Regions from separate parts of the Homo sapiens genome. Here region 1 is linked to region 2. Evidence: chromatin loops called from intact Hi-C (ENCODE). Cell type or tissue: heart left ventricle. All regions are shown on one strand. Links, peaks and the distances in the headings refer to the core of each region. The heading gives the core; the rest is flanking DNA.

Region 1 (5,381 bases), core at 156-5,155, 53 kb after region 2:
AGGCAGATCAAGAGGTCAAGAGATCGAGATCATCCTGGCCAACATGGTGAAACCCCATCTCTATCAAAAATACAAAAATTAGCTGGGCATGGTGGCACATGCCTGTAGTCCCAGCTACTCGGGAGGCTGAGACAAGAGAATTGCTTGAACTTGGGACGCAGAGGTTGCAGTGACCCAAGATTGCACCACTGCGCTCCAGCCTGGCGACAGACTGTGACTCCATCTCAAAAAGAAAAAAAGAAAAAAAAGAAAATGAGACACAGAAGTGCCTATACTAAAGTCATAGCATGGTTAAGCTTAGGTCTCCCAACTGCCAATAAAGTGCTCTTTGTCTACATCAAATTAAAGGGAGAGAAAAGCACAATGTAGGGGTCCTCAATATTCCTTTGCAAGAATAAGAGGCATTAATGATAGGTCATTGACATAATGACTCCTTAGAGAAGAAAAAAATAATATTTTACTACTATAGCAATAATGGCACTGATTTACAAATGACAGAAAATACAATGTTTTCAGGAATTTAAAAATATTTGGGAAATGTTGGTGAATATATGAAATTTTCATTCATTGCTGGTGGGAGTGTAAATTGACACAACCACTTTAGAAAACTGGTAAAACATAATGAACATCCTAACACACAGCATTACCATTCCTTGGTATATAACACACAGCATTACCCAACACACAGCATTATCAATCCTTGGTATATACCTAAGAGCAGAGCAAGGTTCAACAAACTATGGTGTACAGGTCAAATCTGGTCTTTGTAAATAGCACTTTATTGAAACACAGCTACATCCATTTGTTTATGTCTTCTCTAGAGCTACTTTGGCACTGCAATGGCATAATTGCGACAGACAGAAACCATATGACCCGTAGATCCTAAAGGATTTACTCTTTGACCTTTTACAGTAGAAATGTGCCACTCTCTCTGCCTGGGAGGATAAATGCATATATTCACAAAGCAGTATGTTAAAGAATGTTTATAACAGTTTTACACACAATTGCCAAAAACTGAAACCCACCCAAATGTCTGTCAACAGTAGAACAAATAAATCTTGGTATAGTTATACAATGGAATACTATACAATGATGACAAAGAACAAACTATTGCTTTTTTTTTTTTTTTGAGATGGAGTTTCGCTCTTGTTGCCCAGGCTGGAGTGCAGTGGCGCAATCTCAGCTCACTGCAACCTCCATCTCCTCAGTTCAAGCGATCCCAAAGTGCTGTGATTATAGGCGTGAGCCACCATGCCCAGCATTTTTTTTTTTTTTTTTTTGAGATGGAGTCTCACTCTGTCGCCCGGGCTGGAGTGCAGTGGCACAATCTTGGCTCACTGCCACCTCCACCTCCTGGGTTCAAGTGATTCTCCTGCCTCAGCCTCCTGAGTAGCTGGGATTACAGGCACCCGCCACTACACCCATCTAATTTTTTGCATTTTTAGTAGAGATTGGGTTTCACCATGTTGGCCAGGCTGGTCTTGAACTCCTGACCTCATGATTCGCCCTCCTCGGCCTCCGAAAGTGCTGGGATTACAGGTATGAGCCACCATGCCCGGCCAAACTATGGCTATCTACAAAAGTGATATATTTCACAAACATAATGTTATACAAAGAGTACTTACAAAACGATTCCATTTATATAAAGTCTAAAGACCAGTCAAAAATTAACATATGGTGATCCAAATTAGAATATTGGCTACCTTAGGGTGGTTATTGACTGAAAGGAGGCATGAGAGAGAGGCTTCTGGGGTGCTGGCAGTGTTAATCTGGGAGGTAAATAGGGCATGTTTATTTTAAAATCCAACAAACTCTATACTAAAAAGTACGTTATACCTCAAAAGAAATTTAGAAAACTTGTGAAGTATGAGAAATGGTCAGAAGAGATGGTAAAGGAATACAGAAAAATCTATCGTAATGTTGTCAGATGTAATTATTACCACTATATGATTATAGACGTCTCTGATTGGACAGAATAATGTAATAGCATTTTTGTTAGCAAAATTAATGCCACAATTGAATGCTATAACAGAAGTTCACACTAACAAGAGATAAGTCTGTTGCCCTCATAAGGGTTCTTCACTGAACAATATGAAGGACTTAAAGGAGTTGGCAAAATCTTTAGGCTCTGAAGCTGCCAGAAGATTCTGAGGGTAGGCAGATGAGTAGAAAAAAGCTCCAAGGAGACAAGAGAGGGGACCAGATAAGGAGGAGATTCAGTGATTCCACTCAAGCTACTCTTATTGCAGGTGGACTCTGTATGGATTGATGACCGATTTCATGGGAAAAAAAAGGAAGTAGCTTGCCAAAAGTCTCTGGACTCTGTGACCGTGCCTGATTGACCAAAAGTAAGACTATCTTTTTGATAATTGACAGATCAACACACCCTCCTAGATGTTACAGACACAGATCCCATTAACTGAATAAATAAATGAAGAAAATATGCAGAAAGGAAACTGTTAACCTTGGAAGGGAAAGGAGCAGTCTCCATCCACTCTTCTTTCACTTACATCTTTATATTTGTATTCAATCACTTTGTTATTTTTACTTATTTATGTTTATACCGGCTGTTTCCTCTGCCTGGAACCTTATTCGCCTGTGCATCCTCATAGCTACTCCCTATTTCCTTCAAGTCTTAGCTCAGATTTCACTTTCTCAGTCCAGACCTATACAGACTCCCTATCTGAAGTTGCTGCCCACACACTCATATCAATATTACAGGTTTTCCCTGGCCTGCTGTGTTTTTTCCATCGTACGTATCACTTCCTTATACTCTATGCACTGTACTTATTTATTATGGCTATTGTCTGTCTGTCCCGCAATAAATGTGAACTCCACAGGAGCAGAGATTTATTTTACAGATGTAAGTCTGTATCCCTGGCACAAAGTAGGCGTGCAGTAAATATTTGTTTCATGAATAAGTGAATGAAGATGGTAGTCACCATCCTTTCTGGCACTAATATTTAGAATTACTGTGGCCCACAGAGTCTTTCCAAAAAGATTGCAATAATTTGTACTCCCAACTACCAATATATGAGCCTGCTTATTTTCCCATATTCTTATTAGTATTACATATTATCAGTCTTTTTCATTGTGCACTATTTGTTGGGTGCAAATGTACCTCATTGTTTTTTAAATTTCATATGTTTATTAATCATTTGCATGTTCACTTCTAGGAATTGCCTGTTTATGTCATTTGGCCACTTTTATTTTGGATTGTCTTTTGTTTATCTTGAGGGGCTGTTTTATAAATTGCCAATACTTTGTCTATCAGATGTAGTCTAAATACTTTGTTCCACTGTCTTTTAAACATGTGACTTGAAGCATTTAGACATGTTTCTGTTCAAAGAAATGTAAGAATATGAATTTTCCCTTTTATTATTCAGAAGACATAAAAGGTGTTTCTTTATGATGCTTTTTTGCAGTAAAGGACTATTTTCAAGGGTTAAGGCTCCTAATCAAATTGCAGCTGTACTTAGTAGCAAGTTGTGTACAAAATCCTACCTTTCAGGAACAAGGAAAAAGAAAGATAATTGCTAGGCTAGGTTTAAATAATTTGACTTATAGCAGAATTCTTTATAAGTCAGTGATAAGTAACAAAGTTTATTTTTCTTTTTCTTTGGTTTTAGTAAAACAAAAAACCCAATTGGTCCCCAGGGTAATCAAGCCATGATTCTGTGAGCAAAGAATAATGATTTCATAAAATAATATATTCCATTTATATAACAATTTATAGTTTTCCAAGTACTTTTATAAATATTATCATATTTGATCCTCAAAAACAAAACCGTTTCTCAGAAGGTAAACCAGAAGTTCATAAAAGCTAACTCTGGTGACTGGGATTCCATGTTGATTCTGTGACAGAGCCAGGCCCCCTGCCTTCTATGGAGGATTTCTATTACTTAACTAAATTATTTAGATTTTCAATAAACAAAAATGTTAAAGTAAGAAAATGATATTAGAGTATTAAGTTGAACAGGTTAGGCCTTAAAATGTATTTATTCTTTTTGTTCTAATAAAAATGTTAAGATCATATCTATCTCCTCCTGTCTTACAAAAGCAGACAGACATCTATCTACCTGTAGTTTATTCTTGCCCCAGGTCAGTGCTGACAATTCATAGAATACAAGTCAGCAGGGTCGAGAGAGGCTTCTCGCAAATATTTCTCTGTGATTTTAGTGTCTGTGATCTGTATGTGGGCTACAGTACAAGATTTTAAAGTAGGGATCATTTATACAATCTGAAACACTTTGGGCTCACCTATCTTTATTAACCAAGCTTAATTCCAGATCTGCCCATGTGTTCCTGACTCAGCTGGCCCCTGCCATTCTTAATTAATCCCGTTCAGTCCTGGTATATTTAATCTTTTATGCCACCTGTTTCCAAATACTCTGTCAAGGCCTGGCTGGGTTACTGCTCCATTCAAGCCTTCCTATTTTGGCTTCTCAATTCTGGATTGCTGTGTTTCAGAGTTTCGTTTCACTGAGTCATGAACTGGGCAGCACCTCCAACTTTCCTCTTATTTCAAATAATTCTGGCCTTGAGCACTTCCTTGCTATTTAGCCTGAGGCATGAGAAGACCTTGGTCTGCCAAATAAGAGAGCTGGCCAGCAAGGCTGAGTATCAACCTCAGTCTGGAAACCAACTTGCCTCAGCATTGCCTCGTTCCAATGAGCAAAGAGCCTCAGGAGGTCTGGGGAAAAGGTTCAGAGAACTGTGGTGTTTTTCTCGTGCCAGATGTGATGATAGGACTTTGGCTTGAGACCACATGTGGAGCTTATTCACTCAAACTTGTTATAGAATATCTACTTTTCTTCCAGTAATGCCCTGCCAACAAAATAAAAATAAACACATGCAGAGGTAGCCTTCAGGTGCCTATAGTTACTTTCTATTAAAACAGGCTTCTTCTTGCATAACCTGTTTTTCTTCTGGAGGAAATTTTTTAAGCCATTATTTCTTTTCTTAATTTTATTTTTATTTTTATTTTTAAATAGAGATGGGGTCTCGTTATATTGCCCAAGCTGGTCTCAAACTCCTGGCCTCAAGTGATCCTCCCACCTAGACCTCCCAAAGAGCTGGGATTACAAGCATAAGCCACCACCTCTGTTCATAACCCATATATTTCTGAACTATAGCTTAACTCAATACAACCACAGCAGAAATGTTGGGGGAGTGGGGTAGCAAGAATGTTGAAAATAATACTGTAGTCTAAACATCAACTTCATAGCTTATAGCATTACAGCTTTCTTCAAACTAGATCACTGTCATCTGTAAACAGTAAACAAGACCGTTTAGTCAGAACTTACTGTCAAAAGCAGGAGCCCTATCTGTTTAATTTTTTTCACCTAATATTTGCCTAGGACTTAGAGATATTATGTGAT
Region 2 (5,381 bases), core at 279-5,278:
TTTGAGACAGGGTTTCCCTCCATTGTCCAGGCTGGAGTGCAGTGGCACAATCATGGCTCATTGCAGCCTCCACCCCCTGGGCTCAAGCAGTCTCTCGCTTTGGCCTCTCAAATTTACAGGCACGAGCCACCATGCCTGGCCTGTTAGCTGTTATTTTAATAGCCTCATGTGGAATAAGCACTGTGCTTTGGAAATATTATTTTACTGCATTTTTATCCTTTTAGCACTCTTGTGAGATGTAGGCCTTGGTAGCCTTATTTTACATATTAGACAGTTAAAGCTCAGAGAGGTCAACTAACCTGCCTAATGCCACACAGCTTGATAGTGACAAAGCCAGGATTCAAACTCAGGTCAGTCTGATTCTAAAGCCTGGGACTTTAACCAATAAGATCCACCACCTCCAGGCTGGTTAATGTTATGTGAGTTTCCTGGAAACAGTGCATTTTTATATTAGATTGTAGCACATTTTGTTTTCCCATTTGGGTTTAACTGTGGCTAAGAATACTTTTCTATTCTGTAAGTTATATCTTTTATACATTTTCAAAATGAGATCTACTTACCTATGGCCTTGTTTAGTAGAATACTGTTTTACTTATGTATTATTTTTTTCCTTAGAAATCCGAGCTGTTCCACTTGTTAACAGAGACCGGGGAAGATTTGAAGACTTAAAAGTTCACTTTTTGACAGATCCTGAAAATGAGATGAAGGAGAAGCTCTTAAAAGAGTACTTAATGGTGATAGAAATCCCCGTCCAAGGCTGGGACCATGGCACAACTCATCTCATCAATGCCGCAAAGTAAGCAGTTTATGTTCAGCTCTCTCCTGTGTCATCTGTAACTGTCTTTAACCTCAGCCACCTGAGTTGCTGCCACCCTGAAGCTCAACAGTAGAGTGATTTGCGGCCAGTTTCTGCCAATGGGAAACAAATTCAGAGTCTTGTGCATGGTTAGAGAGGATTATGTAAGGCAGTACTAACTTGGGTTTCAAATCAAAACATGTCATTTATCCATAATGATTTTCCTGGATATCTGGATCCCAAAAGTCAGAATTGCAGAATTATGGGTTTTCAAAGTGCATTTACATCAAGGATAGTTGTTGTTTCTTGTTTTTGTATTTTAATTACTCTGGTACATATTAAAAAGACTAGTGAAAACACTTGGAAACAAAAGCCTTTCTCTCTTGGCTTCTTGGTAAGAACAGGCACATCAGACATAGATGGAGCTGTAGAATTGTTTATGTTGCAGCTCATGATTCTGCCACATGGAAATGGGAGGAAAGCCCCAGAATACCCATTGTGCAGGTATCCGGTCTTTAAACATTGGCTTTATGTTAAAGAGATGCCTGTTTCTGAGCACTTGAAACGCACAACAGATGACAAGGAAGCCGTAAGAGAATCTGTCTCTCAATGTGGAGATTAGCAAATTACAGAGTCAACAGTAAATAGACAAGCGCCTTTGAGTGTGTCTGCGTCTTAGTTACTCATGGCTGCTAATGCTGGTGGAGACTAGACACAAGTTTAAAGTTAGTAACAGCAAAATACCCAACCTGAGGTTCCAAAGTAGTTTGTACTATAAAGTAGACTAGTCCCAAACCAATGGCCTCAGTAATATTTTACTCAGAATTTGATCTCTGAGAAATTGGAAAGTCAACTGATTTTTCTTAGCCCTTGTTTTAGAACTATCTATAATTTTTGGATGGACCAAGATTGATTAAATGAAACTGTGATTTTAAAAATAAGGAAGTCTTAGCAAACTAACTGACATCATTCTTGACTCGAACATGTTGGGAAATGTGTCAGATCATGTTGCGTGAAAAGTGTGAGCTCTTCATCACAGGCCTGCATTTCAGTGAATGGTTCTACAATTCTTGCCATAATCCACATTCTAAAACTTTGTTCTATGAGCTAATGATGTAAAATCTTGTGTGTGATTTTGTGTATTCTCATACATATTTTTTCCTTTTGGTCTTCAGGTTGGATGAAGCTAACTTACCAAAAGAAATCAATCTGGTAGATGATTACTTTGAACTTGTTCAGCATGAGTACAAGAAATGGCAGGAAAACAGCGAGCAGGGGAGGAGAGAGGGGCACGCCCAGAATCCCATGGAACCTTCCGTGCCCCAGCTTTCTCTCATGGATGTAAAATGTGAAACGCCCAACTGCCCCTTCTTCATGTCTGTGAACACCCAGCCTTTATGCCATGAGTGCTCAGAGAGGCGGCAAAAGAATCAAAACAAACTCCCAAAGCTGAACTCCAAGCCGGGCCCTGAGGGGCTCCCTGGCATGGCGCTCGGGGCCTCTCGGGGAGAAGCCTATGAGCCCTTGGCGTGGAACCCTGAGGAGTCCACTGGGGGGCCTCATTCGGCCCCACCGACAGCACCCAGCCCTTTTCTGTTCAGTGAGACCACTGCCATGAAGTGCAGGAGCCCCGGCTGCCCCTTCACACTGAATGTGCAGCACAACGGATTTTGTGAACGTTGCCACAACGCCCGGCAACTTCACGCCAGCCACGCCCCAGACCACACAAGGCACTTGGATCCCGGGAAGTGCCAAGCCTGCCTCCAGGATGTTACCAGGACATTTAATGGGATCTGCAGTACTTGCTTCAAAAGGACTACAGCAGAGGCCTCCTCCAGCCTCAGCACCAGCCTCCCTCCTTCCTGTCACCAGCGTTCCAAGTCAGATCCCTCGCGGCTCGTCCGGAGCCCCTCCCCGCATTCTTGCCACAGAGCTGGAAACGACGCCCCTGCTGGCTGCCTGTCTCAAGCTGCACGGACTCCTGGGGACAGGACGGGGACGAGCAAGTGCAGAAAAGCCGGCTGCGTGTATTTTGGGACTCCAGAAAACAAGGGCTTTTGCACACTGTGTTTCATCGAGTACAGAGAAAACAAACGTGAGTGAAGTGGTTGACTTCCTAACACAGCGGCTGCTGTCCAGAAGGGGTTTTGTTCCTGACCTTTAAGAAAAAAAGCCCATGTAGGCAGTCAGGCAGAACTGTCAGGACCTACCGTGCTTTTCTACCAGCTTGTGCAGGGGACAGTCACGGTGGCCCTGCCAGCCGCCCATGGAGGCAAAAGGCACTGCGTGATTACAGCAGCTCCTAATATCACATTCCAAAAACCAGAGTGCCCTGTAGACAGAGCTCATGGGATGTGCTTTTACTAGACCATTCAGGTCTGGCATATCTAAGAGAGTCTAAGTTTAAACTAGACTTATTTTGCAACTTAGATATAACAGAACAATCTTAAAATCTGAAGAGTAGTAACTGGAGAGAAGGAAGTCTCTGTTGACACTGTAAGGAAACAGATGTGGTTTGGAAATCTCTCATTGGAAAGAAGGGTGATCAGGTAATGCCTGCTCCTTGCCTGTTCCTGTGAGCAATCAGTGCTTCAAGTTCAAAATGAGAGATTGGTAAAGCCAAAGATGTTTCCATAATAGGGATGTTATTTCTTTTGCTGAATTTATAGACTTAAACATATACATATATATATTTCTATACATTTAAGGCTGGCCTAATCTGTATTTGGAACCCATTTATTTCTCTACTGTCAGCATCTCTGTATCGGTGGGGTGACCCCTATGTGGTACTAACTAGCATCCATTCTCATGTAGATTTTGCTGCTGCCTCAGGGAAAGTCAGTCCCACAGCGTCCAGGTTCCAGAACACCATTCCGTGCCTGGGGAGGGAATGCGGCACCCTTGGAAGCACCATGTTTGAAGGATACTGCCAGAAGTGTTTCATTGAAGCTCAGAATCAGAGATTTCATGAGGCCAAAAGGACAGAAGAGCAACTGGTGAGACACTTGGAGGAGCTTTCCCTCCCTCCCGTGTGTTCGATGCTTTTTGCTGGAGCGTTTTCTACCGACAGTGACAAGCAGGCTTTCCTCTCTGCCAGGTTCTGTCTCCTCATGATAAAGGATTAATTCAGAACCTGAAGGGGAATGTCCATGTCACTGTGGCTCCCCAGGTCCGAAATGCTACCTCCAATTTTCATGCTCCAAGTATGCTTTCAAATTTATTTTAAAAACAAAGAAACACAGCCATTGCATAAAACTTCTTCAAGCCTCCAAAAAGCCAGATGGTGATCAGAGGCTTCTTTGATTTGTAAGAGAAGCACAGACATCTAAAAAGCAGCCCTTCTTAAATAATCCTTTATCATAAGGAGCGAACAGACAGAGCTTCCCAGGGGCCTGCCTCCACCTAATGGCGCGTCAGAAAAGCCAGCTTTGACAGATAGGTGTGTCGCCTGTTGCTCACAGAATGGTAGGGAAGCTATGTAAGAACAGTGGTTTTTGGTCCCAACAGAAGAGAGCCAGGGAAAGTTTGCAGGCCAACTTAGGCTTGGCGGTTTTCCTCAGCCTCCCTGGGGGCCAAGTCAGCTTTCCTTGAGACTGGAAAGAAACATCCTTCGAGAGCTCTGGCTCATAGACTGCAATGCTCTCCTGTTCCCTTGCTCAGGCAGGTAAAGCTCTTTGTAGACTCCACACTCTCCAATGAGATTTCATTGTGCTCTCCCTAAGAAATGTGAGCAATAGTTTCCTGACTTTTTAATGATCTGCCTGTTCTTTCCACTCAGAGATCGAGCCAGCGCAGAGATGTGCCTCGAACCACACAAAGCACCTCAAGGCCCAAGTGCGCCCGGGCCTCCTGCAAGAACATCCTGGCCTGCCGCAGCGAGGAGCTCTGCATGGAGTGTCAGCATCCCAACCAGAGGATGGGCCCTGGGGCCCACCGGGGTGAGCCTGCCCCCGAAGACCCCCCCAAGCAGCGTTGCCGGGCCCCCGCCTGTGATCATTTTGGCAATGCCAAGTGCAACGGCTACTGCAACGAATGCTTTCAGTTCAAGCAGATGTATGGCTAACCGGAAACAGGTGGGTCACCTCCTGCAAGAAGTGGGGCCTCGAGCTGTCAGTCATCATGGTGCTATCCTCTGAACCCCTCAGCTGCCACTGCAACAGTGGGCTTAAGGGTGTCTGAGCAGGAGAGGAAAGATAAGCTCTTCGTGGTGCCCACGATGCTCAGGTTTGGTAACCCGGGAGTGTTCCCAGGTGGCCTTAGAAAGCAAAGCTTGTAACTGGCAAGGGATGATGTCAGATTCAGCCCAAGGTTCCTCCTCTCCTACCAAGCAGGAGGCCAGGAACTTCTTTGGACTTGGAAGGTGTGCGGGGACTGGCCGAGGCCCCTGCACCCTGCGCATCAGGACTGCTTCATCGTCTTGGCTGAGAAAGGGAAAAGACACACAAGTCGCGTGGGTTGGAGAAGCCAGAGCCATTCCACCTCCCCTCCCCCAGCATCTCTCAGAGATGTGAAGCCAGATCCTCATGGCAGCGAGGCCCTCTGCAAGAAGCTCAAGGAAGCTCAGGGAAAATGGACGTATTCAGAG

Evidence for each region. A loop is a pair of places that touch in the nucleus more often than their neighbours do. Peaks named below come from ENCODE experiments on the same cell type or tissue, not always from the same donor. Only the 100,000 strongest peaks of a DNase experiment are listed, where the experiment ranks them.
Region 1: a loop joins it to region 2, with 2.3 times the contacts of the local background. A loop is called at or near these places in 35 of 110 quality-filtered maps.

Annotation. Positions count from the first base shown.
Region 1 is chr6:137,929,348-137,934,728 of GRCh38, forward strand. No RefSeq gene overlaps it. Among named protein-coding and RNA genes, the nearest start is that of LINC02865, 13 kb to the right of the region's middle. RefSeq lists a silencer at 4,608-4,657. In heart left ventricle, for the core only: no CTCF peak of the experiment used is centred there; no DNase peak of the experiment used is centred there.
Region 2 is chr6:137,876,461-137,881,841 of GRCh38, forward strand. It overlaps TNFAIP3 (TNF alpha induced protein 3), which reads left to right. Exons shown (of 9, transcript NM_001270508.2): 6 at 616-796; 7 at 1,972-2,891; 8 at 3,611-3,792; 9 at 4,575-5,381. The coding sequence ends at 4,859. Among named protein-coding and RNA genes, the nearest start is that of WAKMAR2, 11 kb to the left of the region's middle. RefSeq lists an enhancer at 2,518-3,100. In heart left ventricle, for the core only: a CTCF peak has its summit at 2,723; DNase peaks (open chromatin) are centred at 2,721 and 4,347; H3K27ac peaks cover 458 bases.